Linked DNA regions of Homo sapiens: all the other regions are linked to region 1. Evidence: read pairs that join two places in POLR2A ChIA-PET (ENCODE). Cell type or tissue: CD4-positive, alpha-beta T cell. All regions are shown on one strand. Links, peaks and the distances in the headings refer to the core of each region. The heading gives the core; the rest is flanking DNA.

Region 1 (7,473 bases), core at 1,659-5,658:
AAAACAGTTGGGTGACATTTTCAACATGCTAAAAGAAAACCACTAACCCAAATCAGAGACCCAGCAAAAGTATTTCAAGAATGAGGTTACAGTAAAAACATTTTGCAGACAAATAACGAAAGAGTTTGCCAGCAGCAGGCTAACACTAAAGAAAATTGTAAACAGTGTACTCACATCAGGCACAAGGAAAGTGATCTCAGACGGAAGGGCATGATGCAAGAAGAAATAAAAGCAAAGAAGTAGAAAATACATGAGAAAATCTAGACAAAGATTGCATAAACAGTTTCTGGAGTTTTTTTAAGTGATAGAATTATACAACAGGAAAAAAAGTCTGCAGGGAGTAAACTGAGTTAAAATGTTCCAAGTTAATGACTGTCTGGGAGGAGAATAAATAACATGGATACACTTTGGGAGGCCGAGGCGGGCGGATCACGAGGTCAGGAGATCGAGACCATCCTGGCTAACACGGTGAAACCCCGTCTCTACTAAAAATACAAAAAATTAGCCGGGCGCGGTGGCGGGCGCCTGTAGTCCCAGCTACTCCGGAGGCTGAGGCAGGAGAATGGCGTGAACCCGGGAAGCGGAGCTTGCAGTGAGCCGAGATTGCGCCACTGCAGTCCGCAGTCCGGCCTGGGCGACAGAGCGAGACTCCGTCTCAAAATAAATAAATAAATAAATAAATAACATGGATAAAATTTGTTGTTTGTTGTTGTTGTTGTTGTTGTTGTTGTTGTTGAGACGGAGTTTCGCTCTTGTTGCCCAGGCTGGAGTGCAATGGCGCGGTCTTTGCTCACTGCAACCTCTGCATCCCGGGTTCAAGCTATTCTCCTGCCTCAGCCTCCTGAGTAGCTGGGATTACACGATGCGCCACCAGGCCTGCCTAACTTTGTATTTTTGGTAGAGGCGGGGTTTCTCCATGTTGGTCAGGCTGGTCTCAAACTCCCGACCTCAGGTGATCCGCCCGCCTCGGCCTCCCAAAGTGCTGGGATTACAGGCATGAGCCACTGCGCCCAGCCAAATCTGCATTTTGATAAGTATGCATTTTACTATCTAAGGGAGCTAAAACATTTTTATTATTTTAGCACTGTAACTTTGCTTTTCTTCTTTGTTTTGTTTTTTTGAGACAGAGTCTCACTCTGTCGCCCAGGCTGGAGTGCAGTGGCGTGATCTCAGCTCACTGCAACCTCCACCTCCTGGGTTCAAGCAATTCTCCTGCCTCAGCCTCCTGAGTAGCCAGGATTACAGGTGCACGCCACCACACCCAGCTAATTTATGTAATTTTATAGAGTTGTGGTTTCACCATATTGGCCAAGCTGGTCTAGAACTCCTGGCCTCAAGTGATCCACCTGCCTCGGCCTCCCAAAGTGCGGGGAGACCAGAATTCCACCCAGAATGACCTCTCTGTTCCTAGGAGTGTGACAGCATTTGGGGGGGAAAATAGCGTAGAGTTGGAATTTTTAAAATTCAGTTTGACAAAATGACTTTTAGCTGGAGCATTAAGTCCCTTTACATTTAATGTAATAACTGATATTACATTTAAGTATAAATTTAAATCTACCGTCTTACTTTGTTTTCTATTTTTGTCCTTTCTATGTTCTCTTTTATGTCCTCTCTGGATTTATTACAGATTGTTTGTGGCTTTTAAAAAAAGTCATTGCTTGAATGATGAGAGCTTATATTTAAAAAGGCAGGGGGCTAAAATAAATAAATAATTTAAAAAATAAAAATAAAGTCATTGTTTTCCTTTGAATGTTTGAGAGTTACAATTCTAGGCTGGGCGAGGTGGCTCAAGCCTGTAATCCCAGCGCTTTGGGAGGCCAGCCCAGGTGGATCACCTGAAGTCAGCATCGTGAAACCCCATCTCTACTAAAAATACAAAAATTAGCCGGGCACAGCGGCATGTGCCTGTAATCCCAGCTACTCGGGAGGCTGAGGCAGGAGAATCACTCGAACCTGGGAGGCGGAGGTTTCAGTGAACCAAGATCTCACCATTTCACTCTAGCCTGGGCAACAAGAGCAAAACTCCATCTCAAAAAGAAAGAAATATATATGAGTAGATATTAAATGTGTACACATATATACATATATAAAGGCTAAAATAATGATCTAAGCCTCCATCTCAAGAAGTTAGAAAAAGAACAACAAAATAAATGTAAGAGCACAGAAAGAAGGAAATAATAGGGAGTAGATACAAAGAAAATGGAAAAGAAACACTCAATAAAGAAAATCAACAAAGTGAGTTTATTTAAAAAAAAATGAATGAAATTGAAAAACCGCTAGGGAAATTGATCAACATGAAAAGAAAGCACACATAGCTGTTACTGGAATTGGGTTGGGGGAGACATTACTATAGATTTAAAGACATTAAAACGATTAGAACAGGACACATGTCTAGGGTTGTGTGAGGTATTCACTTCCCAAGGGTAGAGAGCTTCTGCTCACCAAGCTGTGATCCCTGGCCTAGAGTTCCAGCCACATAGCGAGAAAGGGGTTTCTTTTTCTAATTCACAAAACACGATACAGGCTAGTGGACCCCCAAATAAAAGAATATTTAGAATAAAACCCTATCAAAAAAAAAAAACAATAGCTAGAACAGTATGAACAATGCTAGGGGCTGGGTGTAGGTGGCTCACGCCGGTAATCCCAACACTTTGGGAGGCTGAGGCAGCTGGATCACCTGAGGTCAGGAGTTTGAGACCAGCGTGGCCAACATGATGAAACCCCGTCTCTACTAAAAATACAAAAAATTAGTTGGGCATGGTGGCAGGCACGTGTAATCCCAGCTACTCGGGAGGCTAAGGCAGGAGAATCGCTTGAACCTGGGAGGCGGAGGTTGCAGTGAGCCGAGATCACGCCACTGCACTCCAGCCTGGGCAACAGAGTGACTCTGTCTCAAAAAAAAAAAACTACACTTGATCTTAGCCAAAAGGCCAAGACACGATAAAATAATAATAATAATAAATGATGCTAAGGAAAAGAGTGACTTGCTGAAGGACGTTGTCCCCATTATGTGTGCAAAGTTTAAAATTACATGAAACAAAATGATGTATTATTTATGGCCAAATAATAAAAGATAGAGCCATCATCAGCATGTCTGTGATGGCCTAAGACCATCTTTTAATAAAGATTGTAATTCAGGTCATTCCCCTCCCCTGCTCAAAATCCTCCCATGGCTCTCCAGTGCCCTCAGAGTAAAGTCCCCGCTCCCTTGTCCTCCGGGTCCAGCTGGTCCTCCTCTGGCTTCCACTCTCGCCTTTCCTCCCTCTTCACCTGCCACTCGCGCCTCTTTGCCCCAAGCTTGTTCTCACCTCAGAACCTTTGCAGTTGCCAGTGCCTTCTGTCTGGTGCACCCTTGCCTCCGCTGCCTCCTTGAAATTCATTGCTCAACTCAAGTGTCCCCTCCCCTCCAGCCACTCCAGCTTGTCGAAACATGCAGCTGTGATTTGTTCCACTTTTGCTGGCACACCCCTGGTCTGCCTAGAAGTTCCACAAGGACACCCCCGCCCCATCTGATTTGTCACTGCTGTGTCTCTAGGGTCCAGAGCAGTACTGCTCTGGGACTGGGATCTGGGGATGCAAGGCTCTGCCAGCCGTGACCACCAGGGGGCATCCACGGGTCAGAAACCACGGCTTGGAGACCCACCCGGCCAGGCCACAGAGAGAGGTGTGCGGGACAGGCCTGGGAAGAGGGAGACTCCAGCCCTCTCTGAACACAGCGACCCCAACACCACTGCTATCCTTCCTGAGGGTCCTCCCTGCAGCCTGATGGTGAAGATGAGGAAACTGAGGCTCAGAAAGGCCACAGGGGACGGGCGCGGTGGCTCATGCCTGTAATCCCAGCACTTTATCACTTGAGGTCAGGAGTTCAAGACCAGCCTGGCCAACATGGTGAAACCCTGTCTTTACTAAAAATGTCAAAAAAAAAAAAAAAAAAAAAGCTGGGCATGGTGGTGGGTGCCTGTAATCCCAGCTACTCAGGAAGCTGAGACAGGAGAATCGCTTGAACCCAGGAGGCAGAGGTTACAGTGAGCCGAGACCATGCCACTGCACTCCAGCCTGGGCAACAGAGTGAGACTCTATCTCAAAAAAAAAAAGCCACAGAAATGTCAAACACTCCTTCCCCCTCCTCACAGGACATTGACAGGGAAGCTACAGATGGAGGGTGGGTGGGGACGCTGGGGTCCCTGGCCTGGCTGGGAGGACCAAGTCAGGGCAGCCAGGCTCAGACTGACCCTGCTGTCCATGAGGAGCCTCAGCTCACACAGGCAGCCCAATCCCTGCCTGGGTTCAGCAGCTCCCATTGCACACATGGGGAAACTGAGGCTCAGAGACAGGCTGGAGCTGGACTCTGTACACCAGAACCCGGCAGGTCCTGCCACACCATTGCTGCCCAACGAATCCTCCCCAGCTGCCATCTGTGCTGGGGCTTGGGGACTCAGTGTGGACGACAGCAGGCGGGTGCCCCTCACCCACTTCCCACCAGTTCCCTATTCAATAGATGGAGAACTGAGTCTGAGCCCACCCAGCTTCATCCAGGGGCTACAAACTCAGACTACCCCCCACAAGAGGAAACGCCCAGTGGCCTGCCCCTGGAGTGGGTAGGGAAGCCCCGTGTTCAAAGCTGTGCCCCACAAACCTGGCTCCCCGTGCTGTGTGACCTTGAACAGGCTCCTTGCCCTCTCTGGGCCTGTTTCTCTGTCCACTGGGGGCCTCTTCATGCCATTTTGTTAGAAGAGTCTCTAAAAGAAGAAAAAGATCACTTGTCAACCAATTAAGAACTGCTCAGATGCTCTTTCTAAGCACTGAGGTTCTTTTACATGACACAAAGACCCTGATATGGCCAGTGCGCTGTTGTTTATTGAAATTGAGGTGAAATTCACATAACACATGGTTAACCATTTTATTTTATTTTATTTTTTATTTGAGACAGGGTCTCACTGTGTCACCCAGGCTGGAGTGCAGTGGTGCGATCACAGCTCACTGCAGCCTCGGCCTCCTGGGCTCAAGCGATCCTCCCACCTCTGAGTAGCTGGGACAACAGGCGCATGCCACCATGCCTGGCTAATTTTTGTAGTTTTGGGTAGAGACAGGGTGTCACTAGGTTGCCAGGGCTGGTCTTGAACTCTTGGGTTCAAGCGATCCTCCCGCCTCGGCCTCCCAAAGTGCTGGGCTTACAGGTGTGAGCCACCGTGCCCGGCTACAGTTAACCATTTGAAAGTGAACAATTCAGTGGCATTTAGGACATTTGCAATGTCGTGCAACCTCTGTCTGATTCCAGAACATTTCCATCACCCCAAAAGGAAACCCCGTCCCCATCAGCAATCACTCCTCATTCCTCTTCCCCAGCCCCAGGTAACACCAATCTACCTTATGTCTCTATGGATTTGCCTGTTCTAGGCATTTCATATCAATGGAATCTCACACTACGTGGCCTTTTGTGTCTGGCTTCTCTCACTCAGCATTGTGGGGATTTATTTGTTTGTTTGTTTGTTTTTTGAGACGGAGTCTCGCTCTGTCGCCCAGGCTGGAGAGCAGTGGCACGATCTCAGCTCACTGCAACCTCTGCCTCCCGGGTTCAAGCGATTCTCCTGCCTCAGCCTCCCAGGTAGCTGGGATTACAGGCTCCCGCCACCACACCCGACTAATTTTTCGTATATTTAGTAGAGAAGGGGTTTCACCACATTGGCCAGGCTGGTCTTGAACTCCTGACCTCAACTGATCCGCCCGCCTCAGCCTCCCAAACTGCTGGGATTACAGGTGTGAGCCACCATGCCCGGCCAACATCAGGTTTTTGAGGTTCACCCTTGTCACGGCATGGATCAGCGCTGCATTCCTTTTTACGGGTGCATAATATCCCACTGCATGGATAACTCACATTCTGTGTATCAGTTCATCTGCCAACAAAAATGAAGGCTGTTACCACCTTTCAGACATCATGAGCCATGTTATGAACTTTCACACACAAGTGTCTGTTTAAACACCTGCTTTCAATTATTCCCGGTATATACCCAGGAATAGACTCCCTGGATCATATGGTAATGTTAGGCTTAACTTTCTGAGGAATTTCACAATTTCACCGTGTGTGTGTGAGTATGTGTGTGTGTGTGTGTGTATGTGTGTGTGTGTGTGTGTGTGTGTGTGTGTGTTTTATAAGGCCCCTGGCCAAACTGGGAATATAGTGCCTAGAAATTTCTGGCAAGTTCTTTTCTCTGAGCGCTTTCCTCTGCATCAACCCGTCCCTCCCACCAGAGCCTGCTCGACCCTGGCTGACCATAGTCCCCTTCCAAAGCGACCCCAGCCCGCCCAGCCTCAGGGCAGTATCTGCACCTGTGTTATGTCCCCATCATCCATGCTTTGAATGCTACTGATATTTTGTATACTTAAAGTGCTACCCAGGCTGGGCGCGGTGGCTCACACCTGTAATCCCAGCTCTTTAGGAGCCGAGGCAGGCCGATCACCTGAGGTCAGGAGTTCAAGACCAGCTGGGCCAACATAGTGAAACCCTATCTCTATTAAAAATACAAAAAATTGGTCGGACATAGTGGCTCAAACCTGTAATCCCAGAACTTTGGGTGGCCAAGGCGCATGGATCACCTGAGATCAGGAGCTCGAGATCAGCTTGGCCAACATGGTGAAACCCCGTCTCTACTAAAAATACAAAAATTAGTCAGACGTGGTGGTGAGTGCCTGTAATCCCAGCTACTCAGGAGGCTGAGGCAGGAGAATTGCTCAAACCTGGGAGGCAGAGGTTGCAGTGAGCCAAGATCACGCCACTGCACTCCAGCTTGGGCGATAGAGGGAGACTCAGTCTTAAAAAAAAAAAATTAGCCAGGTGTGGGGGTGCGTGCCTGTAATCCCAGCTACTCAGGAGGCTGAGGCAAGAGAATCACTTGAACCTGGGAGGCAGAGGTTGCAGTGAGCCGAGATCAGACCACTGCACTCCAGCCTGGGTGACAGAGCGAGACTCCATCTCAAAAAAATAAAAATAATAAATAAAATAATAAATAAATATATAAATAATAAAGTGCTGCCCAAATTGTTTTGTTTTAGAGATTATAAAAACAGAAAAAGGGGGTGGGCACAGTGGCTCATGCCTGTAATCCCAGAACTTTGGGAGGCCGAGGCGGGCGGATCACGAGGTCAGGTGATCAAGACCATCCTGGCTAACAGTGCGAAACCTCGTCTCTACTAAAAATACAAAAAATTAGCTGGGCATGGTGGTGGGCGCCTGTAGTCCCAGCTACTCGGGAGGCTGAGGCAGGAGAATGGCGTGAACCCAGGAGGCGGAGCTTGCAGTGAGCCAAGATTGCGCCACTGCACTCCAGCCTGGGCGACAGAGCAAGACTCCGTCTAAAAAAAAAAAAAAGAAAAAGAGAGATGACCCATGACCCATCTCTCTTCTTGGAGCTCCTGTGGGCTCAGGCTGGAGAAAGTTAGTGGGTGTGTCCTTCTGATTAGAGGACCCCTCACCAC
Region 2 (6,328 bases), core at 676-4,675, 83 kb after region 1:
TTTCACCTGCCACCCCTCACCTTCCCCATTCTCAGGGGCCCCGGGTAACCATGACCACCAACCATTGCACAAGTTTCCAGAAAGTGAAAATAGCTCGTAAGCAGCGCCTGCTTTAAAACACTCTCACCCCGTTGCGACAGAGGCTGGGATTTCCTCCCTCCCTGCATCCTTCCTCCTCCCCAACTACGGCAGCCCTGGAAACAGCTGAGAGGTGTTTGGTAATCCACGAAAAGCAGAAATACGATTTGACAATCTGATTCATTTTCCGAGAGTAAATAGCCTGGCCTCACTTCCGCTGCTGATGAAGGGTGTGAATGTTTTTGAGCCTCCTGTACCCTCTGCGTGCAGCTTCTGCAAAAACCGTCCCAAGACAGAATGTTGGCCCCTCGACCTGGGGAGATGATCCCCCTTTTTAAAAGCTGGCCTCTGCAGTGCAGGGGCAGAAGAAGGACTCGCGGGTGGTTTAAAACAATATTAAGGGTCTCCAGGTTTCCCTGTTCAGCTTAAACTTAGTGATCAAGCTATTTTTCTTGCTTATTTGAAAATGTCTTCCAGGTTTCTCCTGGAAGCTTCTGAGTCCAGTGAAAGGCAAATCGTTCACGGGGCTGAAGCTGTTTCTGTTTCTTGCGTGTATGTTCTGTTGGAGAACAGACAGAATAGAAAGTGTGATAGTTGTACGTTTCAGTAAGAGACACCAACTCAGGCAGCGCTAGGTCATACCGACTAATCCAGAAATATCCCATCATCATTTTTTTCTGCCCCTTTCTGACACTCAAATGCCAATTTCCATGATCTTCTGCATCTGTGATGCTCAGTGGAGAGTGACCCAGTCTGGGAACATTTTTGGTTGTCAACTCGGGGGTGCTGCTGGCATCTGGTGGACAGAGGTGGGTGATGTTGCTAAGCATTCTGCAGTGTACAGACAGCCCCCACCACAGAGAATAGCCCAGCTCTGAATGTCAGCAGTGCTGAGGTTGAGACATCGCCTCTGGTTCCTAAAAGATCATTGCTCTTATCAGCAAGAAGGTGACTCTGTGCCACGAAGCAAGCTTTGGTGGCAAATGCCACCCAGAAAAAGGTACAAAGAAAACCTCACCCTGGGGCCATCTTCACCTAGGATTCTACAACCCAATCCCAATGCAAGTTTTTCTTTCTTTCTTTCTTTCTTTCTTTCTTTCTTTCTTTTTTTTTGGAGACAGTCTCGCTCTGTTGCCCAGGCTAGAGTACAGTGGCACAATCTCAGCTCACTGCAACTTCTGCCTCCTGGGTTCAAGTAATTCTCCTACCTCAGCACCTCCTAGTAGCTGGTATTACAGGCGCGCGCCACCAAGCCCAACTAATTTTTGGATTTTTAGTAAAGATGGGGTTTCGCCATGTTGGCCAGGCTGGTCTCGAACTCCTGACCTCAGGTGATCCACCCACCTCAGCCTCCCAAAGTGCTGGGATTACAGGAGTGAGCCACCGCACCCAAACTCTCTCTCTCTCTCTCTCTTTTTAGAGCAGGAGATTTGTGGTCACTGGCTGAATTACTTTTCATGGCTGTGATTTTCGCTATATTCTTTCTTTTCCCCAGGCAAAGTTATAATCATTTGTCGATGCTGTTTTTTCCCCCAGTTATACATTTGTATTGTCATTTTCATGGCTGCATAATATTCCTTTTAGATATGGCAGGAGTTATTTATGGAAACAAGCACTGTGGGTAAAAGGGTTGAAAAGGGTGAAGGTTTTATTTTGTTTGGTTTGAGATAGGGTCTCATCTGTCACCCAGGCTGGAGTGCAGTGGCACAATCACTACAATCTTGACCTCCTGGGTTCAAGCAATCCTCCTGCCTCAGCCTCCCGAGTAGCTGGGATTACAGGCATGCATCACCATGCCCAGCTAATTTTTACATTTTTTTGTACAGAGGGGATCTCACTATATTGCCCCTCCTGGGCTCAAGCAATCCTCCCGCCTCAGCCTCTCAAAATGCTGGGATTAAAGATGCAGACCACCAAGCCCAGCTATGGCAGGGGGTGGGGGAGAGGTGACAGTTTTGAGGGGCTTATTGGCATGGTGCTGGGGAGAGATGTAGGAGCTATTTTTCTGCTAGGCACTTCCTGTAGTTCTGGGGGCCCCAGCACCCAGGCAGGCTGCAGAATGATGTGGTGTGAAGTGGGAGGAGGAAGGGGGCGTTGTCAGAGGGCAAGATGTCTATAGGCTCACCCCTGACTCAGCACCCAGCCCTGTCAACACGGTTGAGTCAGCACCCACGCCCGGCAGCCCCAGGTGGAGTCCCAGGACCATAGGCTCAAGCTGATTTGTCAGGTGCCAGGGCTGGGTGGCTCCGATTGCCCCGGCCTGAGCTGTGTCAGCTGTGCCAGACCAGCGAGCATCAGCCTTGGAGCTGGGCACAGCGGTGGCTCATGCCTGTAATCCCAGCACTTTGGGAGGCCGAGGTGTGGGGATCTCTTGAGCCAAGGAGTTTGAGACCAGCCTGGGCAACATAGAGAGACCCTGTTTCTGGGTGGGTGGGGGGCGGGGGAAGAGAGAGAGAAGAGAGAAAAAACAAAAGACATTTGGAGCTGAATCATTCTCCAGTGCGGGGCCACCCTGTGCACTGCAGTGTTCAACAGCATCTCTGGCCTTCACCGACTCAATGCCAATTAACACCCGTCCCCTGGCCAGACCCGGGGGCTCACACCTGTAATTCCAGCACTTTGGGAGGGCAAGGCGGGTGGATCACTTGAGCTCAGGAGTTCGAGGCCAGCCTGGCCAATATGGTGAAACCCTGTCTCTACTTAAAAAAAAAAAAAATTAGCTGGGTGTGGTGGCAGGCGCCTATAATCTCTGTCATCTCAGCTACTTGGGAGGCTGAGTCAGGAGAATCACTGGAACCTGGGAGGCGGAGGTTGCACTGAGCTGAGATGGCGCCTGGGTGACATAGGGAGAGTCCATCTCAAAAAAAAAAAGAAAGAAACCCTCAGATCAGCCGTGCGACTTTGCCTGCCTGTGCCTCAGTTTCCTTGGGTGGAAAATGAGTTTGCTGCTGTGAAAATGAAATGAGACACTAAAGCTCAGAGCCCACCCCTGGGGTGTGGCCAGCACAGTGAGTGTCCTCTGATAAAGCTGGTGTGCCTGAATTTTAAGGCCCCTTCCTCCCTCTCTCTCCCTCTCCCCACAACCCTCTTCGCTCATTCATTCATTCATTCACCTGTTCATTCAGCAGATGCTCTGTATGGCAAGCAGATATGACTCAGAATCTCAGGAGTGACTCTGGCCGGGCGCAATGGTTCACACCTGTAATCCCAGCACTTTGGGAGGCCGAGGCAGGTGGATCACCTGAGGTCAGGAGTTCGAGACCAGCCTGGCCAACATGGTGAGACCCCGTCTCTACTAAAAACACAAAAATTAGCTGGGTATGGTGGCAGGCGCCTATAATCCCAGCTACTCGGGAAGCTGAGGGACGAGAATTGCTTGAACCCGGGAGGCAGAGGTTTCAGTGAGCTGAGATCACACCACTGCACTCCAGCCTGAGAGACAGAGCGAGACTCTGTCTCAAAAAAAAAAAAAAAAAAAGTGACGTAGCCTCTGGGCCTTGCCCAGAGTCAGTGCCAAAATGTTTGTCGCATGACCTAACTTTGTGCTAACGGTGGACCCTGTGACTCGAGCTTGGGTGCTTTCATTCTGGGCACCTTCAACAAATTATCTCTTTCAACCTCCCCACAAGCCTGAGGGTTGCCTAAGCACCCCCATTTTCTAGAGGTGGAAAGTGGGGTTCAGAGAGGGGAAGGTTAGCTGGGGGACCTGGTGCAGGTGGCAGAGCTGAGGCTTCAACCCAGGTCTGCCTGGCCTGGCCACCGCAACTCCTCCTGTGCCTAGAAACATCTGAATGCACCAATGCATCAGGTTTGCCCTGTTTCCCTCCACACACAGGTTCTAGGGGTTCCTGGAAGCCCTGCTGAGTTCCTTCTAGGCTTTTGTCTAAAAGGAACTGAGAAGCCCATTTGCCAGGAATATCCCAGACAGGGAGGGACAAGGGGTCGGGAAGAGGCTGGGTGAATAGGGTTCCCTGAGGTGCCCTATAAGAAGTTAGGAGGAGGCCGGGCACAGTGGCTCACGCCTGTAATCCCAGCACTTTGGGAGGTCAAGGCAGGTGGATCATTTGAGGTCAGGAGTTCGAGACCAGCCTGGCCAACATGGTGAAACCTCGTCTCTACTAAAAATACAAAAATTAGCTTGGAGTAGTGGTGGGCACCTGTGATCCCAGCTACTTGGGAGGCTGAGGCAGGAGAATTGCATGAACCCGGGAGGCGGAGGTTGCAGTGAGCCGAGATCACACCATTGCACACTAGCCTGGGCGACAGAGGAAGACTCCATCTCAAAAAAAAAATAATAATAAGTTAAGACGAGCCTGGGGGCCAGACACCATGGCTCACGCATGTAATCCCAGCACTTTGGGAGGCCAAGGCAGGTGGATTACTGGAGGTCAGAAGTTCAAGATCAGCCTGGCCAACATGGTGAAACCCCATCTCTACTAAAAAAAAAAAAAAAATACAGAAATTAGCCGGGCGTGGTGGTGCACACCTGTAATCCCAGGTACTCGGGAGGCTAAGGCAGGAGAATCACCTGAACCCAGGAGGCAGAGGTTACAGTGAGCCGAGATTGCACCACTGCACTCCGGCCTGGGCAACAGAGCAAGACTCTGTTTCAAAAAAAAAAAAAAAATGCTAAACATGGAATTGCCATAGGTCCCAGTGATTCCATTCCTAGGTATAGTCCCAAGAGAAATAAAAACCGGGACACAAACAGATACTTGCACACACGTGTTCGAGGCAGCACCATTTACATGCGCCAGACGGTGGAAACAGCCCAAATACCCATCAACTCATGAATCAATAAAAGTGTGGTATATCCATATGACCCAGTGGTTTTTGTGTTTGTTTTTTGGGATAAGGTCTCGCTCTGTTGCCCAGGCTGGAGTGCAGTGGTGCGATCACAGCTAACTGCAGCCTCGAACCCCTGGGTTCAAGCAATCCTCCTGCATCAGCCTCTCGGGCTGGTTCTTACTGGGGGCTCCCCTGAGTGCAGAGAACAGGCCCAAGCTGATGCCAGTTAGGGAAGTCATCTCTATAGTTCTAGAAGGGATACTGAGCCCAGGAGGCTGGAGACAGGGGCCTCACCAACCCTCTGCTCGTAGCCTGAGCTCTTTCTCCAGCGTGATTTGATCTGCCCCATCACCGTGTTCTTTTCTCTCTCATCCCATATTTTCTTTCTTTCATTCTTTCTCTTTATTGTGATTAAATATACATAACATAAAATTGACTGTTTTTGTTTTGTTTTGTTTGAGACAGGGTCTCACTCTGTTGCCCAGGCTGGAGTGCAGTGGTGCGATCACAGCTCACTGCAGCCTCGACCTCCTCAGGCTCACGTGATCCTCCCGCCTCAGCCTCCAGAGCAGCTGGGACTATAGGAGTGTGCTACTACGCCTGGCTAATTTTTCTATTTTTTGTAGAGCCTGAGTCTCACTGTGTTACCCAGGCTGGTCGCAAACTCCTGGGCTCAAATGAACCATCCACCTTGGCCTCCCAAAATGCTGGGATTACAAGAGTGAGACATTGTGCCTGGCTAAAATTCACTTTTTTTTTTTTTGTGACAGAGTCTTGCTCTGTCACCCAGGCTGGAGTGCAGTGGCACGATCTCGGTTCACTGCAACCTCCCACCTCAAGTGATTCTCCTGCCTCAGCCTCCCGAGTAGCTGGGATTACAGGCGCACGCCAGCACAGCCGGCTAATTTTTATATTTTCAGTAGAGACGGGGTTTCACCATGTTGGCCAATGGTCTCAAACTCCTGACCTCAGGTGATCCGCCCCCCTTGGCCTCCCAAAGTGCTAGGAATACAGGCGTGAGCCACCACACCCAGCACAAAATTGGTTATTTTTAAGTGTTCAGTTCAGCAGCATTCACAGCATTGTGCCACCTTCACCACCACCCATCTCCAGAGCTTTTCCCTTCTTCCCAAACTGAAACTTTGATCCCATTAAACACTCACTTCCCATTCTCCCTCCCCAGCCACTGGCCCCCACCCTTCTTCCTTCTGTCTCTACAAATTTGAGCACTCTGAGGACCTCCTAGGAGTGGAATCATACAGTATCTGTCCTTTCCTGTAGTTTATTTCACTCAGCATAATGTCTTCAAGATTCATCCACGTGGTAGTGTGTGTCAGAATTTCCTTCCTTTTTATGACTCAGTAATATTCCATTGTGTGGAAGGACCACATTTTGTATGTCCATTCATTCCTTGATGAACACTTGGTCATTTCCACCCCTTGGCTGCTATGAACATGAGTGT
Region 3 (7,473 bases), core at 1,990-5,989, 140 kb after region 1:
ATGTGGCCATCTGAGGCTCCAGCATCTAGTCACACAAAAGTGGCTGTCTAAGACTGTAGACTAGCCACACCAATGCAGCCATCTAAGGCTCCAGCACCTAGTCACACAGACACGGCCATCTAAGACTCCAGTGTCTAGTCACATAGACGCGGCTGTCTGAGGCTCTAGCTTCCAGTCACACCAATGCAGCTGTCTAAAGCTCCAGCATCTAGTCACACTGATGCAGCCAGCTAAAGCTCCAGTGTCTAGTCACACAGATGCGGCTGCCAAAGGCTCTGGCATCTGGTTACACAGATGCGGCCGTCTAAGGCTCCGGCATCTAGTCGCACAGACGCAGCCATCTAAGGCTCCAGCATCTAGTCACACAGACGTGGCCGTGTAAGGCTCCAGCATCTAGTCACACCAAAGCGGCCATCTAAGGCTCCAGTGTCTAGTTACAGCAATGCAGCCATCTAAGGCTCCAGCATCTAGCCACACAGACACGGCCACCTAAGGCTCTGGCGTCTAATCACACAGACGTGGTCATTTAAGGCTCTAGCGTCTAGTCACACAGACACAGCCGTCTAAGATTTTAGTGTCCAGTCATGCAGATGCAGCCGTCTAGGCTTCTAGCGTTTACTCATACCAATGCAGCCGTCTAAGGCTCTAGTGTCTAGTCACACAGACATGGCCCTCTAAGGTTCCAGGGTCTACTCACACACACGCAGCCATCTAAGGCTCTAGCGTCCAGTCACACCGACGTGGCCATCTAAGGCTCCAGGGTCTAGTCACACAGACGCAGCCATCTAAGGCTCTAGTCACACTGACACAGTCACACTGACACATCCAGTCACACTGACACAGCTATTTGAGGCTCTAGCTTCCAGTCACACCGATGCGGTCGTCTGAGGCTCTGGCATCTAGTCACACAGATGCGACTCTCTAGGTCTCTACAATTTAGTTGCACAGACATGGCCGTTTAGGCCTCTGGAGTCTAGTCAGAGACGTGGCCACCTGTGTCTCTGGCAGCTAGTTATAGAGATGCAGTCATCTAGGCCTCTAGCATCTAGTTACAGAGATGCATCGATCTGGGCTATTTGCGTCCCGTCACAGAGATATGGCTGCCTCGGACCTTGTGTAGTCCTAGAGTCGAGGTTGCTCGGCCCAGTCAGAGCCACATCAGAGACAGAACAGGGAGGTGGCCCCTCTAAGAGGCAGCCTACCCATTCCAGGTCCCCCCGATAAGGGCAGTGGCAGGTGCCCCCAGGGAGGGGAAGGGGCCCCAAAGGCTCCTGCACAGATGACCCCACCAGATCCCTTCCCTGGGCTTCACGCCGCCCTCTGAAGCTGCCCAGGCAGGAGACACTCGCTCTGTGCTGATCTTCTCACCTAATAATAGGCCCAGTGACCTGGCAGGGGGTCCCACTGTCAGCACCTCTGCCTTACACACAAGGAAACTGAGGCACACAAAGGAGGCGCAGCCTGCCCACATCACACAGCAGGTCCACGGCGGATCCAGGGCTGCCACATCGTCTGCCTCCCAGGCTGGGGCCACCAGACGCTGCCCTCAGCTGCCGAGGGCCACCCCAGTGGTGGGTCCAGGGCCTCGTCCTGGGCAGACTGTCCTGCCCAGGCTGGAACCCCAACCCTGCCACCTACTCAACACCCTGTGCCTTGGTTTCTTCATCTGTAAAATGGCAAGAGTGACAGAGCTCGGAAGGCTCCGGCAAGAAGGAAATGAGGTGCCATGTGACAGGCATCAGTCCACTCACTGGCACTAGATAAAGTTGGCACATGGACCACACGACAATGATCACACCAAGTACGAAGCTGCGATTGGAATCTGGGAGTGCCCCCATCTGCTGCCCCAGTTGTCCCCAGGCCTGTCCGAGACATGAGGGGCAGTGTCGGCCTGCAGCTTAGCTTTAAAATGGGCCGTTTAGGGTCGGCTGTTTGGGAAAGAATGGGGGAAAAACACTGGCCCGTCTGTGGGTGCTTCTGCGATTCATGGAACATGTCCCTGGGCCTAGGGCCCGTGCGAGTCCCCCGCGGCCTGGGATGGGGAGCCAAGCAGGTCTAGATGGGAAGTGGTGTGACCGGCTGGGCCTTGTCCTCCCTGGGCATGTGCTGGCTTCTGGGCCACATCTCCAGACTCGGAGTGGGGCCTCGGTTCCAGTGGCTGCAGTGAGCCTTTCTACCCTCTGTGTCGCGCAATAGGACCCGGGCAATAAAACCACACTCAGCCTGGACGTCCAAAGTTGTAAGACCTGGTGACACACTCAAATCAGAGCCGCCTAACCCTCCAGGCTGACCGGGGACACCTCGGGCCAAGCCGGCTTGGCGCCTCCCATGTGTGTTTAAACCCACGAGGCCAATTGGCAACTCGCGAGGCGACAGGCTTTCAATAAACGCCTGGCACTGCCTCCGCAGTGAATCAGATCACTCCTAGCTCCAGAATGCCCGCGTCATTTCCGAATCCCAATTTTCATGACTTCAAGTTTCCCAAGAAGCCTCCTTGGGGACTCAACTCTTTCCTACTCGGGCAGCGGCTTCAAGGAAAATCTCTATTTTTAGAAAGGTTTCAGTAAAGCTGTCAGGGGCTCTCTGGGCTCGGCAAGAGTGAAGTGTGCTTAAAATAAAAGGAAGACAGAAAAAGCTACTATGAAAACCAGCTCTAAGAGAAACACGTTTGAGTTCACCAGTTGAAGAACTGGTTCAAAACAGAAGACTGAATTTGTAAACAGCAGCCCTAAATATCAATGCACAGCTTTAAACAATTGAGAAGTTGCTAAAAATGGGCTGACGACTAACCCAGTATTTCACAGATGGCTTTTTTTTTTTTTCAGGGCAGAAGAGGGTGAAATAAGTTGGACTCTTGTTTTTATTCTCAAATGCTCCCTGGAAACATACTTTGGGGAATCTGTTTTTAAAGTGAGCTTATGTCACATAGGCTTGATACTGTCTAGAAAAATCTCTTCAGGTGAGGGTGGGGCCTCAACTAAGAGTGCAGGCCCGAAGAGCCTCCCAAAGGAAACTTCTAGAATCAGGCTGTGGGCTGTGACTCTCCTCAGCAAAGCCACGCAGAGGTAAGGTGCTTCAATTCAGGGACTTACAAAAGGGCCTCCCTGCTCTGCTCAGATGGGGAAAAGTTGATGATGGTTTTTTTTTGTTTTTTAAAAAAACACCTTCTTGCCACTTTCATTTCCCTTAGCATTTTATTTATATCCACAATGTTGTTCTTGAAAAACAGATAGGTAACCAAAAAGGAAAAACAGAGCTGCAAGGTCAGGGTTGAGCTCAGAATGCGGCTGTACAAGTGTCATGAAGGCAGCTGATGGAACGCTGGAATCAAAACAAGATAGTATTGGAGACCCATTTTCCACAGCTCTGTCCAACTCTGTCCTGGCCCGGCACCGCCAATAGGAAGTGAGACCGGCTCTGAAATCACAGCTGCATGTGTGTGAAGAGCCCCTGGTTTCAGGGCCCAAGGACAGGCAGAGGGCGGTCATTAGATCCCGGCCCTAGCTCAGGCTCTGCTAGCTCTCCCTCCCTCTGCTCACAGTGAGAGGAGGAAGACAGATCCAGCCTCCCAAAGGAAGAGGAGTCCACTTGCGACAACCAGAAACGACCAGGACGCCTGAGGGACTGCTGCCACCGTGTGGCCAACGTTTTCTGCTTTCGGGAGATGGTTTCCCGCCTGCCCAGGAGCCTGTGCACTGGGCCCTAAATCTTCTGCCAGTCCCAAACCGTGTCACAGCGTGGCATATGAGGGATGGAGGCCTTCTCCGTGTGCTGGAAGGAGGGGGGCGCCATGCCAGGGCCTCTGGGCTCCCTCTGCCCAGGCTCATCTGTGTAAACACACACCCTGCCTCGGTCAGAAGTGGGATCTGCTGCGCCGCCAGGGCACGCACACACGCGTCTTTGAAAACCTGAACAGAATCTCAAGTGCTTCTCGGAATCTGTGTTCTGTGATCACAAGTTGCGACCGCTGCCAACCCCAAGATGCTCAGAGACTCATCTGCTCCACCAGCTGAGTGAACACGGGGCAGCCAAGGGAGACTGCCCAGTCACACTGGCACCTGGGGCACCTGGGCATGGGGCCGGTGGGGCCCCGAGGGGGCCTCATGCCTGGGGCACGCGTCTTCCAGGTACTCCCGGGGCTCCCTCCCCTCACCACCTTCAGGCTGACAGCAGCGCTCACAGGGACTGGGCCCAGCTGCTCCAGGGGACCCCCCACACCGGCCACCCCTTACCACCTGGGCCATGGGCTCCAGGAGGGGGGCTGTGTTCTGCTTGTGGCTACTGCCTCTTCCCGCAGCGTGGATAATGCCTGGGCCTCTGCAGGTGGAACTCGTGAGGAAAGCAGGCCCCTGCAGCCCCCCGAAGACAGAGCCCATCTGCCCCTGCCTGGGGGCTGCCGAGAAGGGACAGAGTGGACGCAGGTGTCAGGGACGGGACACACCTCATCTGCTTTCCTTCATTCCTGCCAAAGAAAAATGCTCCTCACTCAAACAGGGAAACATACAACTCACAAGGAAGCACAATGGTGCCGCAGCCCTGTCCTTCCCACTCACCACAGCCCCCATTTCCAACTTTCCAGCAGTTTCTTCCGGAAGGCACCTCAGTCGTAAGGGGCTTCTATTGTTGTTTTTTGACTTGTCCATTCTGGATGTTCCCTGTTGAATTCTCTATGCTACCTTAAAGATGAGCTCCAACCACACTGCCAGCGTCTGGAGAAGCCCTACAGCTGTCTGGGACCAGAGCCACAGTGAGTTCAGGTCACCGTGTGGTGAGGGCCGGACACCAACGGGTCCAGTCTGGTAACCAGCCTCGCTGCTGTCCTCCTTCAACAGTTCACTCCTCACCTGTGGATCTGTCTGCATTTATTCAAGGAGGCCGGCCCTCACTTTTCAACACCCCTTGAGAGTTCTGTCACATGGGCGACTCTGAACACTCGCTGGCCCACTTTCCCTGGACGCCTCGCACCTGCAGGCCTGCTGCCCATGGCCCTCTCGAGACGCCTGTGCCCAACGCCTTCTCAAGTTTCTACTCGGCCATGGCAATGACTTCACCGTCTGAGACCTGATGGTCGTCAGACACCAGTGGGAGCCAGGGGAGCCCAGGGCACCTATGCCACTGGGAAGGGTCAGGGCTCACCCCACGGGACTGCAGTGCATTGGATCACAGCCATGGATGCTTTCCAGACCTGACCTTGTGTTGGAAAGGTGCCGGGGAGATACATACGTGACATGAACAATTACGCCTGGCAGCCCACACCATGACAAGAGGCACAAAGACACTAGCAGAGGCGCGGGGGCTCCGTGGAGGGGCTTTACCTTGGACATCTGGCTGAAGTCGGCAAAGCCTTCAGCACTATTGAAGGACCCACTTCCGAAGGGATCTAAGGTTCCAAAGGGATCTGCAATCGGCACCAACAAAGTCAGAGTTACAGGTCTTTAAGAGAACATGCCTTCTGGGGTGGAGGGGAAATGCTAGATGGCCCCTGAACCAGGAGACTCAGGAAGGCTGCATTTATTCATTAGACACGTGTGTCTGCATGAAGGCCTCTCAGCAAGGCCCCCCTGCCCACTCTGGCATGGCAAGACGGTTTCTCACTGTGACGACCACTCTGGGAGGGCCAGCATCATTCACGGTCATCAGAAGAGTGACAAGTTGCCACAGAGGCGTGGCCCCTGGGTCCCACTGGGTCTCAATGGGTCAGGAGGCGAGGAGCAACTCCAGGGCGACCTGCCACCCACATGATTTATACAGGGTGGTGTCTTTGGATAGAGGTTTTTGCTGTGTTTTCTCCTCTAACCTGGAAGGGATTTGCCTAGAGTACTGGATACACTCGCCTATGATACCAAACACTGCTACCCGCCCCACGCAAGCTGCAGGACCAAGCGGGGCCTGTTCCCAAAAGAAAGGGGGTGTCCACAGATGCTCCCATTGCATAAAGGCTCGAGCGTGCATCTGCGAGTTCTACACTGTGAGATGAGGTTCCTTCAAACACAGAACCCACAACATAGGCCAGTACCTGGGGTCAAATTCTGGATTTCTTTTAGGGAAAAAACCCAAAGATACAAACCAAAGATTTATAAGGAGGAGTGAGTAAACAGTAGTTAATATCACTGGTGCTATTACTGAATTCCTACTGCCAAAATTCCTTTCTGGAAAGATGCCAGCGCGTGCCCAGGAAGGGGAGCAGCAGCGGGTGCTTGTTTTGGCCTAATGGGCTCAGGCCAGGATCTGGGTGCCACTGACTGATGACACAAACACAGAGGCCACGCTGGCTTTGGGAGTGAAAGTGTTAACTGCGGGGGAGCTCTGCTACTGCCCAAGGAATAGTCAGGAAGAAAAATAAGTCATGGGTCTCACCTGATCCTTTTGAGGAGACACTGGAGGATGAAAAGGGATCACTGGATTCAAAGGGGTCGAGCTAAATGAAAGGAGAGAGGAAAGAGTAAAAAGCAGTTCGTTGGTTCCATCACCCATTCATTCAACCAGACCTTCCTGACGTCGATGTACAACATCCAGTGCTGAGCCAGAGGGAAAGTGGAATGATTAAAACTCAACCCAGGCAGAGTAAAATCCCAACAGATCAACCCTCCTGCAGATAGCACCTATCAACCTGGACGGAATATCCCCAAAATTACAAATACAAAAAGCAGTGGCCTGAAGGCTGGGAAGTGAACAAGACAGGAAGAAGACTTTGGAGGAGAATTTGAATGTGGCAGAAGAACATAGCAGGAGGTTGAGTTTCCATTCCGCCAGCTACAGCAGGAAGGCACAGTGAGGGTGCCTAAGATTCTGGTAGAATCTGACCACCAGAGGATGGAGCCCAGAGACAACCACTCCCAGGGGAAAGGAAGGGGAATCGGGATGGAGGGGCAGAGATGCAAAGATGCAAGCCCTGAACTTCATGATCCACTCTCCCCCAAGTCTCAGGCTGGCCTCTGCACACGCAAGCCTGGGGGGACTCGAGGCAGCCTGTAGCTGAGGCCACAAGAACTGAGCTGGGATTGGAGCTTCTGCCATCTGCTGGTGAGTGTCTGCAGTGTGAGTGGCACCAAGTTAACTGCCTGCTGAAACAAATCCATTCCTGCTCTTTGGAGAAAACAGACTACAGTCTCTACACAGAACGCTCACCATGTATCAGATACATTTCTAAACATATAAAGAACTGGAAAAATGTGACCACCTCTCACCGGAAAAGACAATCAGTGTAGCCAATCTCAAAATAACCCAGATGGTGGAACTCTGAGACAGGGACAACGTAAAACGGTGATTATAACTGTGCTGAATGAGGAAAAGGAAAATACACTTAAAATGAGTGAAAACACAGGTGACCTTAGAAGAGAAATAGAAAATATACGAAAGAAACAAATGAAAGTTCCGGAACTGAAAAAGTGTATCTACAATAAAAACTTCATCACCGGGGTCAGTGGATCACCCAAGATCAGGAGTTCAAGACCAGCCTGGACAACATGGCAA
Region 4 (7,473 bases), core at 1,895-5,894, 120 kb after region 1:
CCTGCCTTCCTCATCCGGTAGAACGAGCCCACACAGGCCAGCCTCGGTCCCTCTCCATGCCCAGATCTAAAGCCTTTCCCTCTGTTCCCCCAGCAGATCAGCCATCCCAGGCCTCATTTTTGAGGCCCCAGGTGTCCTTGTGGGCTCCGGGGCTACAGCCCCCATCTGCCACCTTTAGCTCTGGGCCTCGGCAAGGGAAAGTGCCTCCTCCCAGCTGGCCTCCGTTTCCTTATCTGTGAAGTGGAAATGAGAAGGAGGGCGCCAAACAAGGTGACATTCCTGGGGTCCAGGAGTCTCCTCCCACTCAGTGTCCTGCACCGCCGTGCCCAGCATAGGCCAGTGAGAACCTGGCCCGTAGCCCCCCCTTGCCTGTAGCCCTACTTCTGGAAATGGAAATTCACTTTTCTCTCAACCGGCAGTTCTGGGCCAGCATAAGGACTGCTGCTTTCTTTTTGCATATTCAAGGAAAAACAGTCTTCCTTCCCACGGTTTGCACAGAAGGACTCGGAGACAAACTCCCCTGCAGCCCACCCTTGCGGCCTGCCTGTCCGCCTCTGCCCGTCCCACAGGGTTCCACCGGGGTCGCCGTTGCATCCTTAGCTGACCTCTGGCCACCAGCTGCGGGAGATCCTTCCAGACTCCTTGTCTGTGTGAGTCCATCTAAGAGGCTCCTCCTCAGGGTTGGAGGGCGAGCTGTCCTGGGCTCTATTAGGACTCACATGGATGAGAAAGAGGGGAGGTCGAGGCCTGGTATCAGTCTCCTCCTGTGGCCTCAAATCAATTCACTGTCAGACCCAAGGCCCAGTTAGCAGAGGGGGCCCTGCAATCTGGAAGGGGCCTATCTTTGCCAAAACTTGTGGGCAAGCCATGCTGGAGACCCTTCCCTAGAGGGGCAGTGCCCAGCCCACGCGGGCAGGACAGGAATGTGGCCCCTCTCCTTCCGACAGCGCCTGCCCTCTCAGGGCAGTCCCCACACCCGAGCTTTCTAGGTGTCTCCCTTTTTCTATCCCCAGATGTCCCTCCCACCTTCAGCTCTACTGCGGCCTCCTCCTACCCCGACCTCCCCGGGGCTGCAGAGAGCAGGGTGATCTGGCCCAGCCCGCAGACCCCGGGCTGGTTCCGCTGGCCTTGAGGAACTGCCTCACACCCCCACCTTGAGACGGCCTCCCATGCAGGGCCACTCCTGGTCCCAGGCATGAGCCAATGGTAAGCCAAGGCCTCGCTGCCAGGTCTCCCGGAGTTGCCCCGTTCCCTCTCCTAAGGGACGGGCAGGCAGCTCTGGCGGGCGGGGGTCAAGTGAGGCCTGCCCAGCCTCCTGTGAGCCCCAGGCTGTCCACTGGAGCAGAAGGGGCTCCCTAGGGCTCCTGAGCAGGATGGAGGGTGGGCGAGGGCCCCTCACCTCCACCCTCCCGTCCCTAGAAGCCTCATCTCCCTATCGGCCGCCCACCAGCTCGGCTCCCTTCCCTGTGAGCCAAACCCACCCAGCAAAGTGGCCTCAACACAGGTGGGCCCCAGCACCCTGCCCAGACTGCTTGAGGGCTTCTCCCGCTTGGGGATGACACCCCAGTCTTGTCCAGGTGGCACCTCCTTCCCCAGGAACCCCCAAACCCAGGGCTTCTTTCCTGGCTATGCCTTGTCCCTCTGCCTGGAAGGCACTCCCAACTGGAATGCCATCACAGGCAGTGGCCTTCTCAGGGAAGAAATGGCAGCCCCTTCCCCATCATGCCTGTGTTCAGCTCTGCAGCCAAGCCCTGGGGCTGGGAGTGGCCCTGGAAGACGGTGTGGGGCATGGCGGCCACCCCCCTCAGCCTGTTTCTTAATCCAAACAAAGGGCTGTGTCCCCCCAACAATTGTTCATACGTTCAAGTCCTAACCCCTGTGCCTTAGAATATAACCATACTTGAAGATAGCATATTTAAAGGGGTAACTGAGTTAAAACGAAGTCAAAGGATCAATGACTGTCTTCACTGAAAGAACTTAGGACACAGATCTACACACAGAACAGCAATGTGAAGATGCACCAGGCCAAGGAGAGGTCTCAGAAGAAACCAACCCCACTGGCGCCTTGATCTTGGACTTTGAGCCTCTAGAACTGCGGGACAATCCATGTCTGCTGTTTAGGCTGAGATAGAGCAAGTGTGAGCAGGGAGCCACCAAAGCCACCGGCAGGGGCACCCTGGGGGACAGTGTGACAGTGTCCTGCACCCCAGCCTGTGGGTTTGCAGGGGATAGGGACAGTGACCTCAGCCAGTCCCTCGAGCCCCTGCCTGCTTCTGCCCAGCTTCTCCCTCCACGGGAAAGCCCCCCCTCCCCCAGGGTCCCTCACCACTCTGCTTCCCGTGGCACTGGCCTCTGGCACGGCTGAGGGTCAGCTCTGTGAAAAGCGGGCCCAGCATACCACAAATGCCAGCCAATACTGCCCCATGTCCCTGGTGCCCTCCAGCCCAGGGCTCGGCACACAGTGGGCTTCAGGAGGTCCTGGTGAACCAGGTGCCACCTGTTACAGATTCCACGGGTCTCCAGGGACCTGGGGCCCTTTGGAGCAACACCCTGGGGAGCGAGAAGGGAATAAAGGCATCTGCCCTTCCTGGTTTGCAGGAAACAGCAATGTTACTGTGCATGCTTGGGTATTTGATTTTTCCTCGAATACCTATGTGATATGGATCAAATAGCAAGATTCTAGCAGAGGAAACAGTTAAGTGTTTCCAGGGGAGAAGCTCAAAGTCCCAGGACACGGTGTAGCCCCCTGGGACGGGCAGCAAGTCCAGGGTGGACACTGCTTGATTTCTCGAAGCCGTTCCTGCAGGGAGTGATCACCTGAGGCAGATTTGCAAGAATGTGGAGGGAGGTGTAAAGGGAGGACGCCCCAGCCAGGCCCCCAAGAGCGACTGCCACGGTACAGAAGGTTCAAATAAATCAGTCATTTTTGAGCTGCTTTTCTTCTTCTTTTCAATGAAGATCTTCCTCCCTTGGTTTGGGGGGTTTAAAAAAAAGAAATTGGTTTTTGGGAGGAGCGGTTAAGAATTCTGCCTGCTACCATTTCAAGCTGAGGTTTCTGATGCGCAAAGAGATGTTCAGAGAGATGAAAAGCTTCGTTCACACCAAGAACTGCCTGTGCCTGGTTTTGCTCTGTTGCCGAAACCGTTGTTATTTAGAAATCATGACTATGGTAATATGAAACCAGGGCACATCAACTGCTGGCCTCTTGTTTTCAGAAGGAACATCAACAACAACAACGGTTTTTTTCTCAGTTGTTAGTGTTTGTGCTTTGGTAAGAGAGGAGATTTTGGACCTGACACGTGTGAGGTCAGCCGAGTGCCCGGTCCAGCTCTCGACCTTGCTAATGACCAGACGCTTTGAGCAAAGAAAGCCCCCGGCATCACTGTAGGGCCACGGCCCTCAGCCCAAACTTCCCACTTTTGCTCAGCGATTTATTTTTAGCGGCTGTATTTTTCAAACCTTCTAGGTCTAGTTCCTGCTTTTATGTAACCACTTCTGCTAACTCCTTAATCGTTTTTTCCGATTTTGTGAGGTATAGCTTATCTCAAACGTGACAAAGTAACTTTAATCTGCCTCCAGGCCCTGAAGCAAAAGCTGCCACGCGCACCCACGCCAGGGTTTTATACTTTTTTATGGCTCCAGAAAACATGAGTAAGGAGAGAGCTTTACTGACGCGCATTTCAGAAAAGGGGATGGAAATCATGAAAACAAAACCCAAAAAAGTGGGTATAGAAACATCTGGGAATGATGGCATCAAACCAGGTGCCAGGCATCATCCTGGCACCTGGTTCGATGCCATCAATCCTAGATATTTGCAGCGGGAACTACCGGGGACCACAGCAGACGGCAGTGAATAAAGACAAATGAAATTAAAGACCCTCTTGGGTGTGCTGACTGCCTACCGCAGGGAGACTTCATTAACAGGGGGCAAGGGATACAAGACTGAAGAAAACACAAAATAGAACTTATTTTCAAACCACAGCAGTTTCAACAGTTACCCAAGCGGTGTACCGAAACCACACACAGGACTGACTTTAGCAAAAACAATATGAACCAAATGGTTTACCACAGTATGTGCTGTTAAAAAAAAAAAAAAAAAAAAAAAAAAAAACTTGGTGGCCGGCTCCACCCTGATAGAAATTTCTTTAATTCTCCTATTTCTCAAGCTTCTTCTCGAGGCTGCGCACGCCCCTAGCACCCGGGATCGGGGCTGTGATGGGGCTGGCTCTGCTGCACTAGCGTTCTTGGTCAGCAAAGTTTTTCAAGGTTCTGACTTTTCTATCTTGCTTTGCAGGAAGCCCTCCGCTTAAAAGCATCCTCAAGAGCTGGGTGCAAAGCAAAAAAAAAAAAAAAAAAACCCAAAAAACAACAAACAAACAAAAAATTGAATAGAAATATACAATTGCAAACCATAAAAACGGTGAATGCTATAAAAACCTTGGAAAGGAAACTCTCTTGGTTTAAATTTTTTGCTTAGGAGGAGCATAAAAGGTTCAGGTGAGGTATGGTCTCAATCAATCCGATTAATAAAAATATTAGTAATAAACATGAGAGTGAGAGAGAGAGAGAGTGTGTGTGTGTGTGTGTGTGTTTGATCCTGGCTAGGTTCTGTTTATACAGTTCAGTTCAGTGCTGTACTTGGAAAATGCAGTTCTGCAGATGAGAGATACATACAAAAACAAAAAGAAAACAAAAAAATACAAAACAAGGGTTTGTGGTCAGGGAAGCTGCCCACCTTCGCTATTATCCTATACAACACAGAACGATCACACAACTCTCACTCATCCTACACAACTGTGGACACACATACACAACCATCATTGATCCTACACAATGGGACACACACACACAAGCATCACTGATCCTACACAACAGTGGACGCACACATACAACCATCATTGATCCTACACAACAGGGGACACACATGCACAAGCATCATTGATCCTACACAACAGGAGATGGCTACACAACTGTCATTCATCCTGCACAATATGGACACTCACACAACTCCCATTCATCCTACACAACAGAGGATGCCCACACAATTGTCATTCATCCTGCAGAACACAGACACCCACACAACTGTCATTCACCCTACACAACAGGTGATCCCACACATCTCTCGTTCATCCTGCACAACATGCACACCCACACAACTGTTATTCATTCCACACAACAGGTGGTGCCCACACAACCATCATTCACCCTACACAACACAGGCACCCACCTGTCATTCACCCTACACAACAGGCGATCTCACAAAACCATCATTCACCCTACATAACACAGACACCCACCTAACTGTCATTCACCCTACACAACAGGTGATCCCACAAAACCATCATTCACCCTACACAACACAGACACCTATGCAACTGTCATTCACCCTACACAACAGGTGATCCCACACAACCACAACTGTCATTCATCCTACACAACACAGATGCCCATACAACTGCCAGGTTTCTGAGAGTCACGCTGCCTAGGAGAGCAGTGGCCCGGGCGGGGCACCACTCCAGCAGAGCTCATCCAAGGCCACTGACATGTCTTATTCCACCCTCCCCATCCTGCCAGAAAAAAAGCTTAGCTGCGGGGAGAGGGGAGAAAGAAAACAGTATAGGTTCTAAAATTCATCACTGCTCGGGGACTTGTCTTGAAAGAGTGCTTTTCCCCAACACACGTCAACGTCTTCCTCTGGCTCCCATCTAAGACACATGAGGGGAGTTTGTTTTTTACAATGTGACACACGGGACCACGTAAGGGACCTGCAGGCTGGGAGTCCTGCAGGCACCAGCCCCGCGCGCACTCTGCCTTAGATCAAAGCTGTGTCAAGCAGCACAGCCCCGGGAGATAAGAATCTGAGGTCCCTGCGATCGCAGCGTTGAGATTTTCCACTAAAAATATTTACCGAATTTTGAGAAAATCTGCTTCATGCATTGAAGGGAACAGGATGAGGTTTGGTTCTGAACTGTTGAGAAAAGCTGAACAAATATTTACTACGAGCCACTGCTGGCCGCTGTGTTTTCCTGCCCTGTGAGGTGTGTGAGGTGGGCAGGGGGCTGTTGAACCCAATGGCTGTGGCCTCATCTTGCCATTAAAAGAAGAAAGTGGGGAAAAGGTGCTGTGCCTTGGGGTCCTCAAAAGGCAAATATCATTTGAAGTGAGAAATAACAATTTTCTAGAGGTCACCACAAAAGGCTCCCATGACATTTACATAAAACCTGCCAGGCAAGGGCTGCACCAGCCCTGGAAGAAAAAAAAGTGTGTGTGTGTGTGTGTGTGTGTGTGTGTGTAGGGTGGGGTATGTGATTTGGAAATGAATTTACAAATCACAAGCCAGTCTTCATGACAAAAATAATACAGACTGGCAGGTGTCACAATTCTGGCTTCTTTGAAAATTCGCATTTGTTCTCTGGCGGGCACCTTTGACATACCCTGCGTGAACACCCCTGGGTGTCAGCCCCATCCTCTGGGGGGATTTCCAGGGAGAGATGCTATCTATGCATGAGCCAGGCACGGGGAGCCCTGACAGGGCAAGGGGGCCCAGCTTTGTTCCTCCCTACGGAGTGTGCCAATGTCGCAGACGCCACCTCTGCAAAGGGTAGGAAGGCGCCTTGCCCACATGTAACAAGATCCCTGAGAACGCCGTGCAGCGAGTCTGAAAGCTGGTTAGGGGTCGTGCATGAAAGGACCCAAAAGAGCCCCTGGGAGGGGAGCAAGTGAGGCGCAGAGCCCACCAGGAGCTCCCATGGTGGGGGACACTTTTGCTCTCTTTATGGCCAGATTCCCCATTGCCCGAGTGCATGTGATATTTTGCAGTTAGCAGTGGCAGGCAAGGGGCGCGCTGACTCAGGGCTTTGAATAGGAGAGATGAAAGATGAGGGGCCATGTTCACCCCGCCAGAAAAGCAGGGAGGCGGTGCCCAGAGCTGCACCCAGAGCCCCCTTCTGAGGCGTCTGCCCCAGCCCTCACCTCCCTCAGGTGCCAAGCAAGGGGTTGAGGTGTCCTGGAGGCAGGTACACCCGATGTCCCCAGGGCGATGGCTCCCGTCTGTTCACACCTATACTCAGATGCTGGGGTGGGAGCCCAGCCACTCTAGGCCTGCACCCCACCCTGCAGCCCCCCAGGCCTCAGCATTTGCACCCCACTGAACACCAGATGATAATCGAGTCACACGACACTCCCTGGATCCGCCTCTGGGTACAGTGTGCCCAGGAAGGCAAATGCTTCTATTTTCAAACTCAGTGGTCTTTACAGAACAGAAAGTGCTCCAAACGGCAATCTGCCTGCAGTCAGTTTAAACATACAAGGCTGACATTCCTCCCTCTCAGAGTGGGACCGTTCCTTGGCACCGTCAGCAGGTCCCACCCAGCCCTAAGACAGACCTTCCAGAGGGCTCAGACGGAAGCTCTGAAGCTTCCTTGAACACAGCAGTGCTGGGGGATGGGGGGCGTGGGCAGGAAAGAGGGACTC

The links. ChIA-PET counts read pairs that join two places held together with the same protein. Peaks named below come from ENCODE experiments on the same cell type or tissue, not always from the same donor. Only the 100,000 strongest peaks of a DNase experiment are listed, where the experiment ranks them.
Region 2: POLR2A ChIA-PET joins it to region 1 with 60 read pairs; 20 of 35 experiments call an interaction of 5 or more read pairs at or near these places.
Region 3: POLR2A ChIA-PET joins it to region 1 with 34 read pairs; 18 of 35 experiments call an interaction of 5 or more read pairs at or near these places.
Region 4: POLR2A ChIA-PET joins it to region 1 with 20 read pairs; 16 of 35 experiments call an interaction of 5 or more read pairs at or near these places.

Annotation. Positions count from the first base shown.
Region 1 is chr19:16,244,180-16,251,652 of GRCh38, forward strand. It overlaps AP1M1 (adaptor related protein complex 1 subunit mu 1), which reads left to right. Exons shown (of 12, transcript NM_032493.4): 12 at 1-1,727. Among named protein-coding and RNA genes, the nearest start is that of AP1M1, 50 kb to the left of the region's middle. In CD4-positive, alpha-beta T cell, for the core only: CTCF peaks have their summits at 3,615 (motif pointing right) and 3,820; a DNase peak (open chromatin) is centred at 3,612.
Region 2 is chr19:16,328,392-16,334,719 of GRCh38, forward strand. It overlaps KLF2 (KLF transcription factor 2), which reads left to right. Exons shown (of 3, transcript NM_016270.4): 3 at 1-294. Among named protein-coding and RNA genes, the nearest start is that of KLF2, 6.7 kb to the left of the region's middle. RefSeq lists enhancers at 557-706, 2,550-2,659 and a silencer at 2,150-2,199. In CD4-positive, alpha-beta T cell, for the core only: no CTCF peak of the experiment used is centred there; DNase peaks (open chromatin) are centred at 950, 2,210, 2,950 and 3,650; H3K4me3 peaks cover 1,891 bases; H3K27ac peaks cover 2,135 bases.
Region 3 is chr19:16,379,814-16,387,286 of GRCh38, forward strand. It overlaps EPS15L1 (epidermal growth factor receptor pathway substrate 15 like 1), which reads right to left. Exons shown (of 24, transcript NM_001258374.3): 20 at 6,358-6,418; 21 at 5,316-5,398. Among named protein-coding and RNA genes, the nearest start is that of KLF2, 59 kb to the left of the region's middle. RefSeq lists enhancers at 3,113-3,202, 3,455-3,956. In CD4-positive, alpha-beta T cell, for the core only: CTCF peaks have their summits at 3,622 (motif pointing left) and 3,824; DNase peaks (open chromatin) are centred at 3,058, 3,638 and 4,098; H3K4me3 peaks cover 575 bases; H3K27ac peaks cover 2,134 bases.
Region 4 is chr19:16,363,416-16,370,888 of GRCh38, forward strand. All of the region lies in intron 22 of EPS15L1 (epidermal growth factor receptor pathway substrate 15 like 1), which reads right to left. Among named protein-coding and RNA genes, the nearest start is that of KLF2, 42 kb to the left of the region's middle. RefSeq lists enhancers at 2,926-2,995, 3,146-3,375. In CD4-positive, alpha-beta T cell, for the core only: no CTCF peak of the experiment used is centred there; DNase peaks (open chromatin) are centred at 3,106, 3,456, 4,016 and 5,736; H3K4me3 peaks cover 3,858 bases; H3K27ac peaks cover 3,925 bases.